Regions from separate parts of the Mus musculus genome. Here region 2 is linked to region 1. The links are chromatin loops, found by intact Hi-C in ENCODE. Cell type or tissue: gastrocnemius. All regions are shown on one strand. Each heading gives the region's core, and the rest is flanking DNA. Links, peaks and the distances in the headings are about the cores only. Region 1 overlaps Cc2d2b (coiled-coil and C2 domain containing 2B). Region 2 has its middle 4.8 kb from the start of C330026H20Rik.

Evidence for each region. Peaks named below come from ENCODE experiments on the same cell type or tissue, not always from the same donor. Only the 100,000 strongest peaks of a DNase experiment are listed, where the experiment ranks them.
Region 2: a loop joins it to region 1, with 3 times the contacts of the local background. A loop is called at or near these places in 20 of 42 quality-filtered maps.

Annotation. Positions count from the first base shown.
Region 1 is chr19:40,756,138-40,764,469 of GRCm38, forward strand. It overlaps Cc2d2b (coiled-coil and C2 domain containing 2B), which reads left to right. Exons shown (of 35, transcript NM_001376940.1): 3 at 344-401; 4 at 1,350-1,414; 5 at 2,283-2,348; 6 at 4,215-4,298. Among named protein-coding and RNA genes, the nearest start is that of Cc2d2b, 11 kb to the left of the region's middle. In gastrocnemius, for the core only: no CTCF peak of the experiment used is centred there; a DNase peak (open chromatin) is centred at 4,134; H3K4me3 peaks cover 1,044 bases.
Region 2 is chr19:41,012,311-41,020,642 of GRCm38, forward strand. It overlaps the pseudogene Gm4269. Among named protein-coding and RNA genes, the nearest start is that of C330026H20Rik, 4.8 kb to the left of the region's middle. In gastrocnemius, for the core only: CTCF peaks have their summits at 3,815 (motif pointing left) and 4,239 (motif pointing right); DNase peaks (open chromatin) are centred at 3,834 and 4,179; H3K4me3 peaks cover 311 bases.

The DNA.
Region 1 (8,332 bases), core at 169-8,168:
ATGCTGGCCGTGTTTAACTTCCCCGGACTTTTCCAGAAGGTTCAGGAAGCAAGGAGTAAACAAGCAGAAAGAACTAAGTCTCAGGCAGATTTGTCATTTAAAGGGCTTTGTTCTTGGTTTGTTTGTTTGTTTGTTTGTTTGTTTGTTTTTAGATTTCAGGTGGCAATGGCTTCATTTAAAAAATCAATCATATATAATTAGAAAATAACTCAACTTTGAGCAGACAGACAGAAGAGTATGAGTGGATATTTTATAGGCGATGATGCTCAGACTGACTGACGTTAAGACAAGCTGTTCTGTAACTTCCAGATGCCTCCTAACCTTCCCTGCTTCCCCCCCACAGATGTCAGAAGCAGCAAACAGCAGCACAGAAGAAATGGTGGACAGGCATCTGTCAAAAGGTTCTCCTGTAGCGTGCCACGCCTCTGATATCCTTGGGTTTTAGTTTTTAAGGATGTAGCGATTGCTTCCCTTCCCTGCGCTTCAGCATCCTACAGCATAAACATAAACTAGGCTTCCTACATGATATAAGACGGGCCCAAGGAAAATACATAGAGATTGAACTCATAATGTTTCGCTCTCTCCATCATTAACTGCACACACACAGGGCATTCACTGGTGCCTGAGAGTGGGTTAGACCTTCGGTATGTGTCCATGCAGAACCTGCTTCAGAGGTCCTCTTGTGACTTAGCTCTAGTCTTACTCCTTATCCCTGCCAGAACGACTTACAAGTCCTCAACAGGTGCAGGAGGAAAGGGCCAACTCAAGAGAACACAACCAATTCACCTTCCTTTTTAAAAATCGTATTCAGAACTGTACAACTGTCTTTCTCACTCCATCCTGTGAGTAGCAGGAAGTAATAAATACATACAGAGCGTACAATTCCAATTCCATTCTTCCACTTTAACATCATCATCATGAACAACCACGACACAATGTGGCTTTGTTATTAGATCATGTCCCTGGGTATTCTAGATGGTTCACAAGGAATTTTTTTTTTCTAACAAGAAAACAGCATCAGAAGTCATTTGTCTGAGCTGTTTCATGCTTTCCTTGTCTATCTGGCTGATACCCGATAAAGCAGCAAGGGAAGGGGACACAGGATAGACAGGAGGTTGCAAAAGGAGCACATTTTGCCATAGATAAAACTTCTTTTTCCGGATGAGAAGGGGGAAGAGGCGCAGGCTGCTGAGTGCTCCTGAGCCTGTGGCCCTTTCTCTCTGCTCACCGTGATGGCTAGGCACAGTTGCAGCTAAGATACACAGTGAGTGCTTTCACGGTCCCTGCTGATTAATGAGAGTAAAATGATGTGGACTCTATGTAATGCTGACGTCTTGGTTTAAATGCAGAAGAAAATCGAAACATAACAGAGACACTGAGAGGCAAAGTAAGAGAAAAACTGAAAAATGCTAAGGTAATGCTTTTAATGGTTTTCTTCTGTTTTCAGAATAAGTGTTTTAAGTCGAATGTGGATCAAAAAACTTTTTTTTGTAATGTTAAGAAATAGCTGAGGTTTTCTTAATATACTTCAGTTTTAAAAAGCTTCACCTTCTAGCCTGCTTTGTTGTTTTTCTTTTCTTCTAGCTCCTTTTTAAGTCTTAATGCCCTATTGTAGTGAGAGTTTCAGTTGCTGTGATGAAATACCATGATGAGTTGGGAAGCAGGGGCTTTATTGGGCTCACACTTGTCTATCAATGTTCATCATTGAAAGAAGGCAAGGCAGGAACTAAAGCAGGGCAGGGACCTGGAGGCAGGAGCTGATGCAGAGGCTGTGGAGGGGTGCTGCTCACTGGCTTGCTTCCATGGCTTGCTCAGCCTGCTTTCTTATAGCACCCAGGAACACCCGCCCAGGGGGTGTCACCACCCCCAATGGGCTGGGCCCTCCCCCATCAATCACTAATTAAGAAAATTACCTACATCTTTGCTGACAGCCAGATCTTGTGGAAGCGATTTCTCAGCTGAGGCTTCCTCTTCTCCAATGACTCTAGCTTAGGTTAAGTTGATATAAGACTGGCCATCATGCCACCCCTCCCCCTCCCCCTCCCCCTCCTCCTCCCCCTCCTCCTCCTCCTCCCCTTCCTCCCCCCTCCCTCCATGATATATAACCTAACCCAAGAGAAGTCAGTCTGGCTATAGTATTATTATATATGACATCTCAGGAAAGATAAATGTGTGTGTGTGTGTGTGTGTGTGTGTGTATGTGTGTGTGTGTGTGTGTAAACATACCATTAAAAATTTGAGGAATTTTTAAAGCTGGTTTTCTGTAAAATTTTGTGTTTCAGATCAGTCAAGGTGAAAAGTCCTCAGCTGAGCCACTCACTGATACAAAGACTTATCGATGGTCTAAGGTGAGGAACTTTTTAAAAAAATACTTTTTGAAAACATCTTTATGGAGGTATACCTTACACAACAAAAATTAGCTTTTTTAGCTTACAACTCGATGGCTTTTGGCTAAACTGTGGAACTGTGTGGTTGACACCAAAATTCAGTTTTTTGTGAGCTGATAGCAGCTCGTGAATTGGGCATCTCCAGATGGCAGGTGGTTAGGGGTCCACCAGGGAAGCATGAGGGGAACTGGATCATGGCATGCCTGATGAAGTAAGGCAGAGAAACTATCTGACTCAGCAAAGTGGGGCAGTGCCTGTAAAGTCAGTGTTGGGAGGTAGCTGGCAGTTTGTGTTCCTGGCATAGGCCTCACTCACCACACTGACCTGGGTTTCAGTCTGCTTACATAGGAACTGAGGACTCTGCAATCACCCAAGAACCTCCCAGTTAATTATTCTAACAGCATTCGAGACGCTCCCAAACTTTCGGGCTTGGTGCTACAGTTCTCAGATTCAAATCTGCAGTTGCAGGTTTGAAATGACTCAGATTTGTGGGAATAGCTGTGTGAGAGGGGGAGTAGCTGTGTGAGAGGGGTAGTAGCTGTGTGAGAGTAGGTTAGGTTGCAGTAACAAAACCATAAGGAAATTAATGAATTAATTAAAACCAAAAATGTCTGCCTTAAGAGCGTGGTTCTCCTCCTCTCCAGTTTACCGGCTCAGTTACTCAGGCTGATGGGTCTCTTACCCCCTTTGAGACGCTTTTCACCTGTGAGTCCATGACACAAAGCCCCACTCTAATCCCTTGCTAGGCAAAGACAAAGAAAGAAAGAAAGAAAGAAAGAAAGAAAGAAAGAAAGAAAGAGGAAAAAAAGAAAAGAAAAGAAGAGAAATGAAATAAAATTGCAGGTTGCTGGGTTTTTTTTTTTTTAAAAACAAGACAGACATGCAAATTGTTCATATCATTTCCAGTAAAAGAATATGGAAGAGGTAGCTTCCATCCAGTTATCCGTGGGATCTATGAATAGAGAAAGGCAGACACTGCTGGGAGCTGGTCATTTTGCCCTAAGTCTGGGGGACTTTAGCTTTGCAGATGTTAAAGCACAGGGACCCTTCACACATGTGGTGCACACAAACTCACATAGGCACACACTCATACATGAATATAAAAATGAATTAAGTACATAAAATAAGAATTCCCATACTAACTACACACCAGAGACAACAGGCAGTTTGTATGTGCAAACGCCAGCTAGACTCCAGATAGAAACAAAATATTAGGTGCATGCTCACATTTTATGTTTTGAAATTGTGTGATTCCTAATGTGACTTTTGCTTTTTTGTGGAATGGAGTCTCCTCTAAATTTCTCTTAAGGCAGTTTTATATGCATGAGAAAGAAGTGGTTTTTTTTTATTTAAAAGAATTTGAGTCTGCAGCATAGAAGGCAATAAAAGAGGACTTATTTATGGATGAGTCTGTAATGAAGATTATGCCACCCAAGATTGTGGGATAGGATGGCAAAGTGTGTGGGTATGTGAGAGCAGGTGTCCACAAGAACACTTGAACATGGAGAACAGTGGTCAGAGCCAGCGTTTTGATTAAAATGAGAAATAATCCTCTAACTACTCAGGTTAGTGTGAGAGCAGAGGAGATTGGCTTTGTTCTATTTTGGTCCTCACTAGAGTTAAAAAAAAAAAAAAGGTGAAAGGTGAAAGGTAAGCTATGAATGAAAGCCAAGTGTAAATGAGCTGATAAAATACCTGCTGTGTTGTTTTCTACTTGCCACTAAGCTGCCATCTGCCACATTATGGAAAATTGTTCCTTCCCTTGCATGCAGGCAGTGTGCATCCCTTACGACATTAACTGCTGATCTGCTACTGTTTAACCCACAGACTGAAGTCTTGCTGGATGAAGGTCTTTCATTTTTCATCCTGAGTGGAGAAGAAGATTCAGCAGTGAGCCAGTCTTCGCAGCAGGTTGGATTTGTGTCTCTTATTTTATAGTTTTACTCTCCCACAAACCACCTGTTAATTAAAGGCACTGGATGAGAGCTGGATGGGAAAGGGATTCGTGTGTGCCTGTGTATGCCTGTGTGTGTGTGTGTGTGTGTGTGTGTGTACCCATGTGTGTGTGTGTTTTGTTTCATTTTGAGGCAGGGTCTTTCCCTGTAACTCAGCTTTGGCCTGGAACTCTGGACTCCCCTGATGTTAAGATCGTGGGATGCACCCTCATGTCTGGCTTGGAAGATGATAATTTCATTGTTAAACCTTCCTCCTTTCTTGGAGTTGAGCAGCTCACTATGTATAATACCTAGCATTGACAGAGTGCCTCCTGGCTGCTCAGTGATCCACTAGATCATCAGAATGGATCCCGTTAGTCGATGCTCATAAGTGAGGGCCGGAAAGCTAGCCTGGTGGCGAAAGCGTTTGCCATGCACGCGTGAGAGACCTGAGTTTGATTCCAGAACCCAGGTCAAAAAGCCAGATGTGGTGGCGTGCATGTGTAATACTGGTACCCCAGAGAGGCAGGACCCTGGTGATCTGGCCTCGTCTACTTGGCAAATTCCAGGCCAATTAGAGACTGTCTCAGACGGTCTCTCAGAAGAGGATGGAGGGCACCTAAGGACAGCGCCAAGCCTGTGCTTTGTCCTGACTCTCAGGAGCGCAATGCGACGCACGCACGCACGCGCACACACACACACCCACGCGCACACACACACACCCAAATCTGTGGGACAGTCTTTATTGTTTGTATTCTATAGATAAGGAAAGTAAGGCTGGGGAGTTGAGCATCCACAGAGCAGGGAAGTGTGGGTATCAGAACCCCCACCTGTGTTCGCTGTGTCTTGTTGTTGTTGTCCTTGTCTAAAAAAGTGTCTCCTCACACTGTGGTCTCCATATTACTCCTCACGTCTGTCTCTCCAGTTTTCGTTCCTGCACAGTCAGCTACCGACCCCTCTGTTCTCTCACATCTTCCTGTTCCTTCTCAAACTAGTGCACACTCCTCAACCAGTTGCTGCTGTGTGCTTGCCCCTCTTCCTCCACCCCCCGCTCCCAGTTCCCATTCTCACCCCTTCCTGATTCATCCATCTCGCTATCCTTACTGTCTGCCCTGTACCATGACTTTCTCCTTCACCTTTACGTTTTCTCAGGGCCCTGCCACCCGGAGCCTACTGCTTCCAACTCTCCCATCTCTCTGTGTATCGCCCAGCTCTCCGGGACCAGGTCCTCTCTGCCCTCTCCAGTTCTCTCCGTTCTATTTCTCCGTGGCTCTTTAACTGATTTTGTTGGCCTTGGGTTCACCCCCCCCCCGCCCCCTCCCCCCAGGATATAAATCGTCTACCGACAGCTGTTCATTATAAGGCACGGACTGTAATCTCGTCGTTTGAGAGATGAGGCCAGCCTGAGCTGCCTAGTGAGACCCTGTCTTGGAAAACAAAATCAGCAAAGCCCTCAGAACACCTATAAAACTTTACCTTTAAAAAACCTGAGCAAATACAACACCACCACCACCCAGAACCTTAATACAGAAACAAGAAGGGAAAAAATAAACACCGCATGAAATCTTCTGTCCTGGGAAAAATGACTGTTACCATTTCCCACAATGCTCTCTCTGCGCATGCGCCCACGCTTTCTAGAAACAGAACGCTCACTGGCAGAAAGAACTAGCAGTGCTGGTTCCATTTTCCTGGTTCTCCAGCCTGATCCTGTTGGTGCCAGGTTAGCTTCTGTGTCATTCTCATACCTCATGCCTAGTTCTGCACATGTCTGTAGGTTCCGCTTTAAGACTGCCTGCCATCAGACTCACGTTTCTGTACTTTCACGGTGCCGCCCTGGTGTAAGCCAACACAGACACAGACTCTCGCCTGCATCGTTGCCAGGCCTTCCCCCCAACCCTACCCCCATCCCCAAATTCACTGGGCACTCGGAGCAATCCTGTAAAAAGCAAAGACTTTTCTCTCGCTTAACCCCGTCTAAGGGTTTCCTGGTTCGCTTATGAGGAAAGCAAAGTCTTTTCAGCTTTTCCCGGGTCCTGCATGACCCGCCCACTTAGCTGTGCGCACTCTTTTGCGTGCGCTCTCTCATTTCTTCTGTTTTCCTCCTCTGCCACCTAACCCCACCCCCACCCCCCGCCCCGCCCCCTGCTCCTTACTTACAGGGCCCAGGGCTTTACAGTTATTTACCTGCCTTGAAAGCTCCTCTCATATCCATACTGCATCCCTCACTACCCTCGGGACTCTATGTGAATGACACATGATTAAAGATGCTGGGCCTAGAAGGTCCTAACTAAAATAATAGCCCCGACCCACCGAGTTCCGAGCTCTCTGTGCCTTTACCCTGCTTCATTCTTCCTCATAATTCTTAGTGTTGCCCAATATAGATATTTTGGTCTGTTTATTCTCCTCCTGGCATGTATTAGGTATTCAATATCTGAATATCAAAATACGTTTTTTTTTTCCATCCTTCCCAAGATCTTAAATACAAAGAAAGCCAGCTGACCTTCCAGAAATTCGAGATACCGGTTAAGGGGTAGGATTTTCTGAGAAAAGGGGACCTTCTTCCCTGTTCTTCCCACATAGCGGAGTGCAGGCACCAGATGCTATGCGGGGACACTTTTCCTTCTCACAGAGCAAGTATGAAAGAAGTGAAGCAAAGGGTGAGGCCCCAGACCGGGCTGGGCATGCTGGAGTGCAGGTTAGATGACCGCAACTTGGAGTTATCTGGGAAAGCTATCTTCCTGCCAGAAGGCCCTGGGAAGCTACTGCCCCTGTCCCACCAATATCTTTTACAAGAAGCTGAATTTGAGTGTGGCTCCTTCCTGCCGAGAGAAAGATGGTCCAACCTCATCCGTGAACCTAGGGCGAAGTCTGAGGATGCTCTCAGAAGGTTCTGGTGGTCTCTTTGTAGCGAGGGAGGGATGCTCCTTCGAGATAGGACAGCATCCCCCCCCCCTTGTTACTCAATGCTCATTGATGTCCACCTACATTTCAATCTCCTCAGCTTAGACTCCATCCCACAGCAGCCACCAGCACAAGGAATGCTCTGCTGCGAGCTGCTTACTGAAGACCAGGAAGGTGACGGTTTGGGGTAGCAGCTGGGTTGGACTAAATGAGAAAGAGTTGGGCAGACAGGTGCTTATTGGGTCAAGATCAGGGCTTAGCCCAAACTGAAAACAAAGATGAGTTGGTAAGGTTCACAAAGATGTCTGTAGGTCAAAACATCAGGAGTCAAATTGAGGACCCATTTTCTTCAGCCATCAGGAGGACTGAGAACCCTGGCCTACATCGGTGGTGTAGAGGAACATTGCATGGGAGCACCAGCTGGAGCAAAGGACCCCTCATACTTCATAGTTGGTGATCAAGATATTTAAGGAGCTTTCCTCTGTGGCGAGTCCCCCAGAGCTTACTTATGCTTGTTACCGTTATACCTTGAATCTCCAAAAGACACCACAAAAATAGCTGCCTGTAAAATATTTCTGTGATTTCATAAAAGGGATAGGAAGGCAGGAATGTTGGCAGGACCTGACACCAACCCAGGTGATGCCCAACTGTGCTTCAGTCAATTCGGGAAGGATACAGGGAAGGAGGGAAAAGAGGAATAATGTTGAGAGGAAAACAACAAGAACGGGGTTGGAAAAATGTCATCATGGGTTGGGCGTGACAGCCTTAATCCCAGCACTTGGGAGGCAGAGGCAAGTGTTCAGGGCCAGACTGGCCTACAGAGTGACTTCCAGGACAGCCAGGACTGCACAGAGAAACCCGATGTCTAAATAAATCTATAAATAAAGAAGAAAAAGAAAAAATGTCATCCGGTATAAATAATTTTTGAGCCCCCAAGTCTAAAATACTTACAAAAAATTGTTTTGCTAGGATTGGTCAAAGAGCAGGTAAGGGTCTGTAGCCACAAGAATTCCATGATCTGGTTGTGCTAGCACACACCGCTTGTGTTGGGTATGCAGCTCATAGCAGCTGTTAGGAGACTGAAGCAGAAGAATCTTAGAATTTATTTTA
Region 2 (8,332 bases), core at 114-8,113, 260 kb after region 1:
GCCAAATTTAGAAGCCATTGCCCCATGCGGATTCTTTCCAATCTAAGGAGGTTTCAGGTCAGGGGAGAAAATACAGATTCTTTGATAAAAGACTCTAGGACAACTCAGAAGCTATTGAAAGAAGAGAAACTTTGGTCCAATATCATATTTCATCCGTAAAAATAGATTTCAGGGGGTTGACGATTTAAATATGAAAATAAAACCATAAAAAAACCCCAAGAAGTAATGTAAGATTTCTGCTCCTGTTTATAATCTCTGAATGGAAAAGGATTGCATGTGATAGAAAGCCTAGGCACCATAAAATGTCCCTAAAGTGTCACTGCTAGCCAAAGAAGGGCTAGGGACATGGTGTAAAGGGTTAGAGCGCTTACTGTGGAAGCAGGAAGGCCTGAGTTTAGACCCCAAAACGTGTGCACCTATAACCCCAGCGCTGGTCGGGGGAGGGGAGGCATAGACAGGAGGATGTCAGAGGCTTGCTGGCCAGATAGTCAGCTGAAATAGTGTCCAGTCTCAATGAGAGACCTGTCTCAAAAAATACAGTGATAGAGGAAGCCATCTGATGTTGACTTCTGCTGTGTATATGTGTGTGCATGCACGTGTGTGTGTATACGTGTGTACACCTGTGAGTGTGTATTATATGTGTGTATATATAAAACAGTCTTCACATCAGCCATATAAGGTAGACAACCCACATACATTTAAAAGAAATAAGTTGTGCATGTGTGCTTGTGTGTGTGTACCTGTGTGTGCATGCACATGTGCGTGTGTTTCAATGCATGCACACATTGTTGTGTTTTATAAAAAAGAAAGGAAGAGCCAGGATTTGTTTGGTAGAGGCACAGTATGGTGAGGTGGAAGGGGGGTGCCTCTGCGGGCCCACACTGAGGTGCCAGTCATAGGAAGCATATAGACTAGAGTTTATTTAGGACATGGGGAGGGGAGTTGAGGGGGTAGAGGCAAAGGGAGAGGGGTGGTGGTGGGCGGAACAAGTGGAGAGGGTGGGGGAAGAGGAATGAGGAGAGGACAGGATAGGAGACTAAGAGTGAGAAGTGGGCAAACAGCCCCTTTTATAGTGAGTCAGGCCTAGAAGGAAAGCTAACACACACACACACACACACACACACACACACACACACACACACACACACACACGAGGCAGAGAACGCTTTGGAGCAAAGGTTAGCAACCAAAAACACAGGAAGAAGAGCGCATTTTGTTACTGTCGTCAGGTCCAAAGGAAACTCTAATTCCTCAAGCTTGAAAAAGCAGTCCAGCTATCCACAAATGAGCTCAACCTGCACGATAAGGATTTCTGGCACATAGATAAAAGCCAGCATTCCTCAGGAACATTTGAAACCGGTTCCCATCCACCAAAAGGAGGCGTTTCCCTTACCTCTAGCAGGAGCAGGGACACCTGTGGCAACTATTACCATAACAAAGCTCATGCTGGCTTCCAGGCTCCCTCCGTATCAGCCACACCTGTTACACACCTCAGAGTCCATCCTAATCCTTCTCCCCTCCCCTAACCCCCCCCAGTTCCTGGGCTTCCCTCTTCTCAGCTACTCACTCTCTCCTTAGCCCTGCCCTCCTCCATAAGCTCTGCTCCCACTGCGTTTTCTCTAGTCTCCACTCCCTGCTGCTCTCCCTCTATTGCAGATAGCCCTGGCCATGTCCTGTTTGCTTCCAACGTTCCGTCCACTTCTTTCTCTCTCTCTAAGCTGGACTCTTCCAGATGTGTCCAGCGGTTCTCTCATATCAACAATAAAGGCTTTCCCCAAATAAGTCCTACAAGACACAAAAACCCCACAAAATATTCAACAAAAATAATCTTAACAAACGCAAGAAGTGACACCCACACACCCAGGGAAGGCAAGCCAAAAATCCCACTACAGTGTCATTTTCTACATGTTACGTTATGCAGAAACCCCAGCAGCTGCTAACCGTGGAAGGAAACGAATCTGTCTGGCGGTGGATAACTGTCAGCTGATATTTTCCTCAAAGAGCAGTGAGCAGATCATCAACGTCTATAAAAATTAAACAAATCCCAGCACGGCCAGGGCTACACAAAGAAACCCTGCCTTGGAAAACAATACAAGAAAAAAGAAAAATAAATAAATAAATAAATAAATAGGCACCTGGAGAAGATTTAAGAAAATTTCCTGTCACCAAGATGTCAGGAAAATGGTGGAGCCTGGACTTGAACCTCCTGTTATTTGTGTGATCCAGAGATGGATGATCAGGAAGCAAGAGGAGCCCCTACCTACACAGACAAGCCTTCCATTAGAGTTCCTTAAGTGTTGGCATTTCTTCTAGGCTCTGCCGCACAGTTACCTGGCAACAGTCAGGTGTGCCTGATTCACTATAAAAGGGGCTGCTTGCCCCCTCCTCTCTCCTCTTTCTCCCTTCCTCTCTTTCCTCTCTGTCCCTTCTCTCTCCATCTCCCCCCCCCCCCATATGCTCATGGCTGGCCTCCCTCCTCCTTCTCCTCCTCCTCTTCCTCCTCCTCCTTCTTCCTCCTTCTCTCTCTCTCTCTCTCTCTCTCTCTCTCTTTCTCTCTCTCTCTCTCTGTATCATCTACCCCTTCAACTCCTTTCCTCATTACCTAAATAAACTCTCTTCTATACTATACAGTCCTGTGGCTGGTCCCTGGGGGGGGGGGGCGGGGGGGGAAGGGATGCCCCTTCCCTCACACAATACCTTGCCTCTACCATACATATCCCTGGCTTCTTTTTTTATAAAACACAGCAATGAGTACAAGTAACATCATTAACATTTTAAGTGACAGAATTTAAAGAGCAGTTTCATAGTTTATAGCAGAATTAAGAGGGAAGTAAGGAGATGTTGTACATTTACCAAGACACACAGACTCTTCCCATTACCAAAGCCCCCATGAAAGCACTGGGTTGCTGAGCAGGCGAACCCGCAGAGACATATCAAAGCCCACTGCCTGCACTAGGGTCCACTTGTGTTGCACACATGTTGTTCCACAGATTTGAACAAATGTTTAATCACCATTCTGCCTATCCCATAGCACAATGCCTTTAATTTTCAAAGTCAGGTAGAGGGAAGTGTTTGCTATGCATGTTGTATGTGTGAGGCTTTGCAGCTGGAAGAGAAAATATCTTACCCACGCTTGCCCAGCTGCTAAAGCCAGGAGGAACACTAGGGCAAGCTCCTTTTCCTACAGAGTGGACACTCCCAAGCCTTATGTGGCATCTGGAATCCCCAAAGCTCTACAGGACCTGACACCTGAGTTACAGGATACCATGTGTACATTAAGGACTCGGGAGACAGCTCAGTTGATGGTCTTGCAGGTAGGGGGACCCGAGTTAGAGTCCCACAACACATAAAATGTGCTTCTAATTCCAGTGTTGGGTAATGATACAGACCCAGCCTACTCCACTTGGTAAAGTATGAGCAAGAGAGTGATGAGATTTGAAGCTTGCCCTATGGCTTCCACACAAAAGCACACACAAAAGCACACACACACACACACACACACACACACACACACACACACACACAAACATGTTGGCCAAATTGATGCCAGGTGAAAGCCACTAAAATACATTATACACATGTATGAAATTTTCAACTTATTTTTTCTAAAGCCTAGTGTCAGCCTTTGCAAGTAAAATGGATAATTTCTGCACACGGGAAAACACAAACAGACCGTGAGTCAGGGAACATAAAAACAAAAAAGGGGGTGCTGGAACCCCCTAAAGTCATTTCATCACTGTGTAAGTCACCAGATTTTTTTGCCTTCAGGCTCACAACCTGGAAGCCTTTTAAGGTGGAAATGCTGACCCCAAGTGGTGACAAGTAGAACTTCAACTCTGGCTAGTTCAGGAAGCCACTATGCTACTTTGCAAGTTAAAGCATGCAGTTGGCACGTCTGATGGATTCGGTTTGCTGCATCTCTCCTGGGTATATGACTGAATTTTCTCCCAAGAACCTGGCATCTGCGCTCTACCCTACAATCTAAGACCAGGCTGGTGCTGCTAATGAAGCCCCTTTTCTGCATTGCCCTTGTCTTCAGTGTGTGCTCGTGTGTGCCCGTGTGTGTGTGCCTGTGTGCGTATGATTGTGTGTGTGTGTGTGTGTCCGTGTATTTGTGTACATAGAGGCACGTGGATGGGTGGACCTGAGTACTCACAAGCTCATGTGTCATTAACCTTAGCGGAAGCGCACAGAGAAAATATGAGCTTCCCTCTTTTGTCTCTAGAGGGCGCTGCTTTTCTTTTTTATCCTCCACCTTGTCATTCCATCCCAGTCTAATGATTACAACCAATCCATTCAGTGACTTCCCTTTTCTGCTTGAGTGACTCCAGGAGATATGACATTCTTCAGATTTCTACCCCAGTGTGGAACCTGGATATGAGACATAGGAGCTATCTGTCCTTACGACACCATGTCCTACAGGCCATCTGACACTTTCTTCTGATGTCCTGCCACCTGTTACCTGGTGAGATCTTGGTGGTGCAAATCTAAAGACCTAGCAGTTAAGAGCAGTTCCTTCTGGGTCTCCATCATACTAGACTTCTATTAAGGAGGTCAAAGCAGATTTCCATCTCAGCTGTACTCCACAAACGTTCTACAGCACCGTTTTCCCTCCCACTCCCTCTCCTTCCCTCCCTCTCTTCCCTCCCCTCCCCATCTCCATCTCTCCCTCTCCCACTGTTCCCAGTCTGGCCTCTTCCTCTCCCCTCTCCTCTCTTTTCTGTCCTTCTCTGCTCCCCTTTCTCTGTCTCTACTCTTTTCCTGGTCCCTGCTCCCCTCCCTGGCTCCCTTCCCCCAATAAACTTCCCTTTGTACTAGGCTTGTCACTGTGGCTTGATTGCTGGGAGACACTTTGACAGGGGCCACTGAGGTACCCGCTGTCTTACTCTGTGTTTCATAAATCCCAGCAGTGAGGACTTCAGGAGTTAGTCAGTTCATAAGAGTGGAGCCCTTAGGAATGAGACTAGTGCCCTTATTAGAGACAGAGAGGGGCTGGCTGAGATGAATCAAGCCAGGAGAGAGACCTGCATTCAATCCCTGGGACCCATGTAAAGATGGAGTGAGAGAACAGACTTAAGGAAGGTGTTCTATGTCCTCCACATGTTACACTCATGTGAACACACACACACACACACACACACACACACACACACAAGAATGAAGCAATCTCTCCCCCATGCGGGATCTCAAGGGAGAATCTAGCTCAGTGGTTCTCAACCTTCCTAATGCTGCAACCCTTTAATACAGTTCCTCATGTCGTGGTGACCCCCAGCCATAACAGTATTTTGGCTGCTGCTTCATGACTGTAATTTCGCTACTGTTCGGAATCACAATGTAAATATCTGTGTTTTCCAATGGTTTTAGATAGTCCCTGTGAAAGGGTCATTCTAGTCCCAAAAGGGTCACAACCCGCAGGTTGAGAGCCACTGATCTAGTGGGATGAGGGCCATCTGGAAACGAAAAGCTGGCCCCTCACCGGGGATAATTTCCTGGCACCTTGCTCCTGGACTTCCCAGCCTCTAGACTCATGAGATAAACTGCTGCTTGTGCCATCTGGTTTGTAGTGTTTCTATTAGAGCTGCCTGAATTTAGGAGAAGGCATAATGACCCTGGATATGATAGCAAATGAAATTCACGTAATTATCCAATCAGGGCTGTGGCATCTTCCCTCAGCAGAAATTGTCCTGGATCCTCTGTCTTTTAAGATGATTATACTCGGCAGCTGCAGCGATGGTAATGTGTAAGAAGAATTGGATTGCCATCTATGAACTCCTTTTTAAGGAAGGCGTGATGGTCACCCAAAAAGATCCACATGCCCAAACACCCTGAGCTGGCAGACAGGAATGTGCCCAACCTTCGTGTAATGAAGGCCATGTAGGCTCTCAAGTCTAGAGGCTACGTGAAGGAGCAGTTTGCTTGGAGACATTTCTACTGGTACCTTACAAATGAGGGCATCCACACTCTCTCCGAGCTTACATGCACCACCCTCTGGAGATCGTGCCCGCCACCCTGCTCCGCAGCCATCCCCAGACTGGCAGGCCTCAGCTTAAAGGTCCAGAGGGTGAGCGACCTGCAAGATTCCCAAGAGGGGAGGCAGACAGAGACACCTACAGAAGGAGTACTGTGCTCCCTGGAGTTGACAAGAAAGCTGAGGCTGGGGCTGGCTTAGCAACTGAGTTCCAGTTTAGAGGTGGCTTCTGTCATGGACGCGGTCAGCCACCTCAGTGAAGCTGGGGATTATGTTGTATTAAACTTTAAAGAAAATAAAACCAAACAAAAAGATGATTATACTCATGAAAATTTGCTATTTTATTATTATTTGTGTGTTCATGGTGTATGTATGAGTCCATGTGCCCATGTGTGCAAATATAGAGGCAGGAGGAGGGTCTCTAATGTCCTGGAACTCACTGTTTTTGCTAGACTGGCTGGCCAGCAGGCTGCAGCAGTTTGCTGCCTGTACCCCACACGGTGCTGGGGTTACAGGTGTGAGTAGCCACGCCTGGCCTCTTACAAGGGCACTGGGGATCCGAACGCAGGTCCTTAAATTTGCGTGGTCAGTGCTTTTACCCACAATCCATCTCCCCAGTTCCTTCTCTACCTTTTCTAGTGGAGCCTCAGCTTACCAGCAGTGTGAAAATTTACTTCTTCGCCTGTGAAGCAACAGGTTGCCCCTGAATGTATTTGAAAGGAGTCGACCTCCTGAGCACCACGGAAACATGTAGTTTGCATAGATGTGTTTATGATATTTGGCTCATGATGCAAGCTGAACTATTGTCTCTATAACCTTCTAAATCAAATCTAATTTTTACTCAAAATTTAAAAAGGAAAGGATTATTCGTAGGTCTGTATTTTGAAAATGACTGCTGCATTGAACGTTGTTTCTTATGCCACCCTCCCCCCATGAATTCCTCTTTTTGAGAAACACTTAAACATTTAAAATAAAGTCTTAAGGTTGCTGAGTTAAGGGCTGAACTTTGGCATCACATGCACGGATTGTGTCTGCAGGGCGGTTGAACCCCCTTTTCCTCCCAGGTGTTGATAAAAGACTTGTGTTTCCTGGCTAGGAATGAGGGGAGCGGTTGGCTGCATTACCAGAAAAAGAAAAAAACAAAAAAAACAAAACAGCCTTAGAGAAATGGTTTGGCACCACTACTGTGGGCCTGAGCCCGCTGCCCTTCTGCACCTGTGTCAGGAGCAGACAGAGTTGCCATTAGTCTTTCTGGACAGATATAGAAGTAGTCCCCTCAGGTGTGTAATTAGGAATTCATGTGTGTGTAGGATGCTCAGCCCTCCAGGGCAGGAGAGGGCTATACTCTAAGTGGAGAGATAAGCTACACTTGTCCATTTATAGAGTGGTAGGTAGGTATATTAACGGTGTGTTCTCTGAGGAAGTCTCCAGGACCTGAGATGAGGGATGTGTGTGGGGTCAGCATCTCTGGGGCAGTGGGAGAAGACTGGTCAGGAGGAATCACGGTAGAGTATATCAACACAGGCAGTTGTTAGAGCTCTGTGATCATTCAGTGCTATCACCCATGGCAACAACCTCTCCCAACCATTGATTGGGAATTGGTGTGGGTTTCCCCTAAGGGAAGTCCTGACAGAGATGTGGAGGCATTTTCTCTGAGCCATCAGCCTCCTGTCTGAGGACCTGGGGAGGCTTTGTCAGCATCCTCTATAGAAGGTCAGTGTCTTGGTGATCACTGTCTATGCTGGAGAGAAGAGAGAGAGGGTCTGAGGCTAAGGGGCTGGACGTGATCAGGGGATCTTGTAGTGATATCAGTTTCTGTTTACTAGCCGTTTTACCCCCACTTAAGACAGCGTAAACTCCCAGAGCTACAGTTATTCCCATTGTCTTAGGTCCCCCGATAAAACTCAGGAAAGAAAACCAAAACCATTTAAAAGATCTCTTCAAGCCACGCAGGTCAGACGCTCACCAAGTTTAGTCTAACTCGACTAACATTTTTGTTGTTGTTGTTTTGTTTTGTTTTGTTTTTTTGAGACAGGGTTTCTCTGTGCATCCCTGGCTGTCCTGGAACTCACTCTGTAGACCAGGTTGGTCTCGAACTCGAAATCTGCCTGCCTCTACCTCCTAAGTGCTGGGATCAAAGGCGTGTGCCACCACTTTCCTGGCTTCAACACTTTTTTTCTTTCTTTCTTTTTTTTTTTTACTGTTTTTGTTAACAGTTCTATTCGGTCTTTCAATTAGTTGTCTAAAGACTGCAAAAGTCACTTTTGAAATTGCTTCTTTCTGACTTGACTCCTTAGCCCAGCAAGTTTGTCCTCTAATCCCCACTCTTATGGTTTGCATCTCAGACCCCTGCTTAAATTTTAC